2 separate regions of the Homo sapiens genome follow, and region 2 is linked to region 1. Evidence: chromatin loops called from intact Hi-C (ENCODE). Cell type or tissue: HepG2. All regions are shown on one strand.

Region 1 (4,000 bases):
CATTGTCATACCCAAAGTTATCTAGATCTTCTCCTATGTTACCTTGTAAGAGTTTTCTAGTTTTGCATTTTACATCTACATCTGTAATCCGTTTTGAGTTTATTTTTGTGAAGGATTTGAGAGCTGTGTCCAGGTTCAATTTTTGTATGTGAGTGTCCAATTAATCTAGCCCCATTCTTGAAAAGACTATCTTTTATCCATTATTATTATATTATCTATAATATTATCTATGCTCTTTCATTGACCATATTTATGTGAGTCTGTTTCTGAGCTCTCTGTTCTGTTCCATTGATCTGTTTCTCTCTTCTTTTGCCAATGTCACACTGTCTTGATAACTGTAGTTTTTTTTAGTCTTGAAGCGGGTATTGTCAGTCCTCCAACTTTGTTCTCCTTCAACATCGTGTTGGCTATTTTGGGTCTTTTGCTTCTTCATATAAGCTTTAGAATCTGTTTGTTAATACACAAAAAATAACTGTGGGATTTTGAATAAGATTACATTGAATCTATAAATTGAGTTGGGAAGAACTGACATCTTGACAATATGGAGTCCTTTTTATCCACAGACATGGGCCATCTTTCCATTTATTTAGTTTTTCTTTGATTTCTCTCATCAGAGTTTTGTAGTTTTCCTCATATATATATGTGCTAAGTCCCATGGCTAATGCCCTGATTGCCTACCAATATTCATTTCCTCTTTTTTCTTTATATAGAACTCTAATTTGATTTGGGACTATGGTGCATCTAGCCATAAAAATTTAATTTCCCAGGCTCTTTTACAGCTATGTGTAGCCACCCAGCCAATGAGATGTAAATGGAAGTCTCTGTAACAGTGTTTGTAAGAAATCTATTGTTTTTCTGATAAACAATGCCAGACTCAGCTGGCAAATGTTTTTTGTTCTTTGACCTCTCCTTTCTTTCTGCTTTGAATGTAGACATAATGCCTGGTGGTATGGCAGCCAATTTGAGACCATGAAACCACAGCCTGAGATTTGCCAAGCAGGAAAATACAAGGAGGCTGGTTGCCACTCTAAGTGGCCTAATCCAAATGTTATTGGAAAAGTAACCCTTATATTTGTTTAAGCTGCTTTGTTACATATAGACACACACAATTGTAATGATACACAAGCATTCTTTTGGTCCTTAAAACAGTTTTTGAGGTAGACATCATTATTTTCACTGTACAAATAAGAACACTGAGGCACCTGGAGTTGAGCTGTTCTCCCAAGTTGATTCTGTCAGCAAGTGTAGGAGCCAGGATTTGAAAGCAGACAGCGTGACCTAGAACACATGGGCTTATTAGTTCACCAGATGTCTGTGGAGACCCAGGATGAGGTAGGGGTGGGGAGAGATCTTGCCAAGCTTTGTATAAGGAGTGGATTTAGAGTTGGATCTTGAAATGAGTAGGATTTTGACATATGGAAATTAAAGGAATGAGGAGGACATTGAAGATGGAGAACAAGGTATTGCCTGAGTGTGGAGACTAGTAGATTACTGGCTTTAGCAAAGGGACCAGAAGGTCATAAAACTGGAGAAAAGTTTTTAACAGCAGGTTGGGGCTACATGGTGAGGTTTTCCAAATACAAGCCTCAAAAGTTTGAATTCTCTGATTCATAGAGAACTACTGAATTCTAGCCAGTATTGCTCAGATGGAGCACTTCAACAGGCATATTTATGAACATTTCCCAATATGATCACAACATTTAGAAACTGGAATTCATGTGTTTTATTATCCTTACCTGAACTATGTTTTTCTTTCTTAAAAATAAACTTCAGATGTCAGATATAGATGTGCAGTGCATGAGTCAATTTAGAAAATTCTTTTCCTTTAAATGGCTGCCACCTTGTGGATAAAAAGTCCTTAGTGCAGTGGTTTTGAAACTAAAACTAGATTGGTAGAAATTTCTCATAGCTAGATAGATCTTGTGTTTCATGTTCCATCTGTGAGAATTCTGTCATAAATAACTTTATGCAAAACATTTTATGTGTGTTGAATATATGATCATTTAACAGCTATTTATGCTGTTGTATCCAGTTCATTTGATGATTATAAATTCAAGATTCTGATAATTTGCCATTCTGTAATACTATACAGGAAAAAAAAAATACCAAAGAAACAAACTATAAAGAAGGGAGGAAATGTAATCATTTATTCTCATAAATGGTATTAGACCACTCTAATTTGCAGTTGTACAAGCGCTTGTTTTGCTTGCAAAAGCGTGTTGTTCATGTGCACACATGGTATGTGTGTTTACTAAAGACCTTAGTTGTCTGATTTTAACATGCTCAAATCCTTCAGTCCACTGTACACATAGACCAAGAAGCAGGTAATTAAAAAATCTCCTTATGCAAGAAATGAAGAAGATAGCTTTGAAGATCTGAAGATACAAAATTTTCTGAAGATGCCAACTCACTTGATCACAGGCAGGAGAAAAAAAAAGGTCACACTGAGACTTACCATGGCTGTTAAAGACAGTCCCTACCAGCCACCAATCCAAGAGGCTAGGTATAAGGGAGAGGGAAAATAAAGAGAAAAAGAAGACAGAATTGAGAGAGTGGACATCTGATGATCCAGGAGGATGAGCTGAAGAAGGAGGGGCAGGGATGCCCTGGGGACTGTGGGGTGTCCCTACTCCCACCGCTCAGTCCCAGCTCCACCCTCCCAGAGCCCCCATGTGAGGTGTGGGCACTGACTGAGGTGGCCCACGTCATCATGCTCTATACAGAATCTCACCTCAGGTCCCATTCTCCTCCTCTTTCACCGGATTCTGGCCCCATATTCTGCCTGGAGACCAGGAGTCCCAGTCTTATTGCAGTTTAGAGGGTCTTCATTGGAGATCATGCAAATTCTCCTGTCTGCTACCAACCCTGCTTGGATTGGTGACCAGAGGACATGTTGGCACACAGTATTCAAGAGTGCCTCCTACCAGGAGGGTGATTGGGCCACCTCATGACTGAATTCTGACATAATTTCTCCTACCAGGTACCCATCCCCTTCTCCTGCACTTGTGGGTTTTACACTATTACTTTGTCACACCATTCTGTGTCACCCTAAATACAGCCACTGGTCGGTTCTTATCCCCACCAAAATGAGTGTAGAGTTTCAGCATTTGGAATGGGAATCAGTCGTGGCCCTCTCCTTATTCATATGACCTTGCCTGCTACAAATTGCAGGAGATGTTCCTGGGCCAGACCCAAGTAATGAGATGTGATCATCTCATTACTTGGTGAGGTGAGACTAGAGGTGACCTCTCTGCTAGCACTGTCCAACATCCCTCATTCGAGAACAGCCCCTTGTGTTCCACCACCTGGAGGTCAGGCGGGGAAAGAATCCTCTATACAGGTGGTTCTGTGAACAAGAAACATTCATGCCCCCACCTAAGTTTGCTCCTGGTTGCATCAAAACCTGTTTGCAAATCTGGAGAAGCCCCAGCTCTACAGGTGAGCTCCACCCAAGCAGGTGAGCGTCACTGGGGGTAGAGGCAATGCCCAACCTAGTTTGGCTTCTTTTAGGGTTTCCTTTCCCCCCACTTCCCCCAGCCCGCCCCATCCCGCCCCTGGATTCTGGACCACTTGGCTTTATGTATCTAGCATTTTCTTGATCTCTTGTTATTAAGACATTTTGTCTTGTCCACTGTTTATGCCTCTAGCTGTGATATGCTCCTCCAGACTGATGAGTGACTGGATGTGTCAGGCCACTCACATTAGCTCCTATTCCCACCCTGTGTGCTTTCAGATCTTGGGGAACATCTCTTCCTTCCTGCAGGTGGTCCTTGAGTCACCCTTCTTCCTATCTGTCCTGGTTTGAGTGTCAGACTACATGTTGATGGGTATGTTTCTGAAATACCTAAATATAATGCTTGGCAGAAGTTAAATGCAGCTGTCTTAGTTGTTCTCCATAAACCTGTGTGTTTGAGATCCCTTTTTTTCTGCAGAGGTTGTTCTTTTGGCCAGTCCTTCGAGGCAGGTGACAGATAAATTCACCACACTGTAAATCATGAGG
Region 2 (4,000 bases), 230 kb after region 1:
TTAAAAACTTTTAGATATTCAGCTTGCTAGTAATCAAGAAAATGCCAGCAAAGAAAAGCAAGAAATAAGGCTAGTCCACAGAAGAAAAATCAAGTGTGTGTGGTATGGTATGATGTCTGTCATGAAATCCAAGAGAAGTATTTTATGAAAGAATGGGTAAGCTAATAAAGGAAAACAGATTAATCATTGGTATTGGCAAGAAATAGGTCATTACTAATGTTGATAAAAGCTGTTTAAGTTGAGTAGTTGGGGAAAAACATCTGATAGGAGTGGGTCATATAGAAAATGGGAGGTGAATCAGCAAATATCAAAACTTTACCCAGGAATTTAATTGAAAATAAAGCATAAAAATAGGACAGAGGGACATATAGGGATCAAGAAATGGTATTTTCAAGATAAAAGATGTTAGAACATGTTTGCGAGGCTATGGCAGTTATTAAATGGAAAGAAAAAAGATGCTGAACAGAAGGGGAATAATTGCAAGAATAAAGGCATTGAAAAGATGAGAGGGGATAGTATTCATTACACAAATGACATATCAACCTCTGATAGGCTCAAGAAAAAATTTTTATCCTAATAGGAAGAGTAAAAAAAAAAAGTAAATCTTAAAAATACAGAATAAGATGGCTGGAGGTGGTGAACTACGTGTTGGAATGTTGAGTTGTTTTTGTTTTATTTCACCTATTTCTCTATGACACATCAACTGGAAGTGAGAAGGAAGAGTAGTTGTTAGAAATTAGAGAAGAGGTGCAATATTGTCATATTGGTGAGTAGAAAAGTATATTTACTAGGCAAAGATAATAAGAATGTCTGGAAGTGTTGAGTTATCATTTGAGATTTGTGACAAAAAATTAGAGTTCAGTCATCATGGTTTTGTCATTTTCTCCAGCACCATTCAGCTACTTGGTAAAAGAGGGCAGGACAGGCCAGGTACGGTGGCTCATTCCTGTAATTCCAGCACTTTGGGAGGCCAAGGCAGGTGAATCACTTGAGGTCAGGAGTTCAAGACCAGTCTGGCCAACATGGTGAAACCCTGTCTCTTCTAAAAATACAAAAATTAGCCAGTTGTGGAGGCACACACCTGTAGTCCCAGCTACTCGGGAGGCTGAGGCAGAAGAATTGCTTGAACCCGGGAGGCAGAGGTTGCAGTGAGCCATTATCGTGCCACTGCACTCCAGACTGGGTGACAGAGCGAGACTCCATCTCAAAAATAAATAAATAAATAGAAAACCAACAACAACAACAACAAAAAACAGGGAGGACATATGATAGAATTTGAATGTTGTATAATAAATGAACCCATTCTAACTTGCTGCTTTTTAAAAAATATACCCACAAACCATCTATTTAATAATGTATTCTTGTGTTTTCAGGTATCAGACTCAAAGTCAAACAATTTAATATGAATGTCATGTTTTGTAGGAGGGAAACTTTTCACAAATTCAACTTAATATGATATATTCCACTGATTGAAAGGTCTCAGTTTCAGAAAGTTTATGATTTTAATTGAAATCTTATTTAAAGTTTAAGACTGTTCCTTCTTATCCCTTAAATGTAAATGAGGATCACCTTACCACTTTATAGTAACTGCTGTTAAGTCTAGAATTGGATTCAACATTGTAGCAATATCTGACCAATATTAACTCCAGTTCTAATGATCTTATTATTACAGTTGGACACTGTTGAGGATACACTGAGATAGCTCAACTTAGTTATGGCTTTTAGTTCTGTGCTGTGCTATTGAAAATACTAGGTTATCTCCATGAGCTATCTATTGTAAATGTTTATACAACCTACTGTAAGCTGACTTTCTGTTGACCCACAGTATTTTAATGCACTAATTTTGTGCAACAGATAATGAACTCTTAACCTCTCAAGTGCTACTCCCTGGCACACATATTATGATTTAAACAACTACTTCAGTAGCAACAGAGAAATGTAGTTGGTTAAGAAGGAACAACTTTCCTATAAAAGGAAAAGGACTTTTCATACAACTGTTCAAGGCACTTAGTCATTAACAAGGGAATACACCACATAGAACTTTGAAAAAATCTACATACAAGAAAAACTCCATTATTGATCCTCATTCATTTTTCTATAGCTTTATCATCTTTCCCTCCTGCTTGTGCTCTTAATCCATTTTCTTTTACCTCCAGGAGCTTGATCCTTCAATTACCACTATTTCTTCAACCTTCAACCACTCCCTCTCTCCTGTCTTCTTTCCCAAAGCCTACTGTGATAGACATCTTCTAAGATTGCTCTCAGTAATATCTGCCAGTATTCATGTCCTTGTGCAGTCTTCTCCCCTTGTGTGGGCCGAACCTAAAGACTTGCTTCTATTGACCAGAATAAGGCAAAAAGTGATGAGATATCACTTCCACAATTAGTTTACAAAAGACTGTGATTACATCTTGCTAGAACTCTCTCTCTCACTAACATTCTTCCCCTGTCAGCTTCTTGATTAGTTCACTTCGATGCAGTAAACTTCCATGTTAGAAAGGCCCACATGGCAAAAACTGAGAGCAGACTCTGGACAATAGGTAGTGAAGAACCATGGTCCTCAGTCCATCAGTCCACAAGGAACTGAATTCTGCCAACAATCATCTGAGCGAGTTTGGAAAGCAGATTCTTCTGCAGTTGAGATTTGAGATGACTAGGCCTGTATCTATTGTATCTAATACAATAGATAGCTCATGGAGATATATAGTAAATAATTTAATCTTGTCCAAAAAGGAGTCTGGGCCTTTGCCCTTGGCTTATGAGAGGTAATTTCTAAGCCTCTGGAATGTTGTGTCTGATAAGAGTGTCTTTTTTGCCTGGGGCCTAGGATCATACAGGATAATCTAACAGTGTGATTTGGGCTGGCAGTTGGCCATGGCTGAAAGATCAAAAATGTAATTTAGGATGGGTCTTTGAGTCACGTGATATCAGTCTGGAGACTGAGATCAACCATGTGGGTAATCACTCTAACATGCCTGCATAATGAGGACCCACTAAAAACTCTGAACACTGAGGCTCAGGTGAGCTTCCCTAGTTGGCCGTATTCTGTGCATATTTTCACACGTTGATGCTGGGAAAGTAACACATCGTGACTCCACTGGGAAAAGAAAACAGAAGTTTCACCAAACAGAAGTTTGATACTTTCTCATATGGGTTTCTTCTCTTGGCTGATTTGAATCTGTATCCTTTCCTTGTAACCATAACTGTGAATATAATAGTTTTCAATAAGTTCTGTGAATTTCTCTAGCAAATTATCAAAGATTAGGGTGGTTTTGAGAACCCCTTGGACCTATAATTGGAGTGAAAATTGAGGGCAGTGGTAGTGTGGACTGTCTGCCCCCAACTTCACGGTTGGCTAAACTATTTTAGCAACATTGCTGCCAGTCACCCATGGTGACTGACAACTTGACTGCACCTGTGAAAGTCCTTGAAGCAAAGGATTCAGTTAGCCCACCTCCGGATTTCTAGATGAGATAATAAAATTTTGTTATCTTGAGAAACTATGAGATAATTTGTTGTTTCAAGCCACTAAGTCTTGGCGTAACCTATTACATAGTAATAGATAATTAATATAACTAATAGCATACTTTTAAAAAAACAATAAAGCTTGCTTCAAGCCAAGAGTTCAATATCAGCTTGGGGAACAAAGCAAGACCCTGTCTCTACAAAACATTTAAAAAATTAGCTAGGCATGGTGGCACATGCCTATAGTCCTAGCACTTTGAGAGGCAGAAACAAGATGATTGCTTAAGCCCAGGAGTTGGAGGCTTCAGTGAGCTATGATTGCACCACTGCACTTCAACTTGAGTGAAAGAGCAAGACTCTGTTTCTGAAAAAATTTAAAAAATTGAAAAAAAATAAAGCAACCAGGCATGGTGGTTCTTGCCTGTGATCCCAGCATTTTGAATGGCGGAGGCAGGTGGATCATCTGAGGTCAGGAGTTTGAGACTAGCCTGGCCAACATAGTGAAACCCTGTCTCTATTAAAAATACAAAAATTA

Evidence for each region. Hi-C counts contacts between places; a loop is a spot of excess contacts. Peaks named below come from ENCODE experiments on the same cell type or tissue, not always from the same donor. Only the 100,000 strongest peaks of a DNase experiment are listed, where the experiment ranks them.
Region 2: a loop joins it to region 1, with 8 times the contacts of the local background. A loop is called at or near these places in 3 of 110 quality-filtered maps.

What each region holds. Positions count from the first base shown.
Region 1 is chr6:97,057,809-97,061,808 of GRCh38, forward strand. All of the region lies in intron 4 of KLHL32 (kelch like family member 32), which reads left to right. Among named protein-coding and RNA genes, the nearest start is that of KLHL32, 140 kb to the left of the region's middle. In HepG2, a CTCF peak has its summit at 1,854 (motif pointing left); no DNase peak of the experiment used is centred here.
Region 2 is chr6:97,286,563-97,290,562 of GRCh38, forward strand. No RefSeq gene overlaps it. Among named protein-coding and RNA genes, the nearest start is that of MMS22L, 5.3 kb to the left of the region's middle. In HepG2, no CTCF peak of the experiment used is centred here; a DNase peak (open chromatin) is centred at 1,819.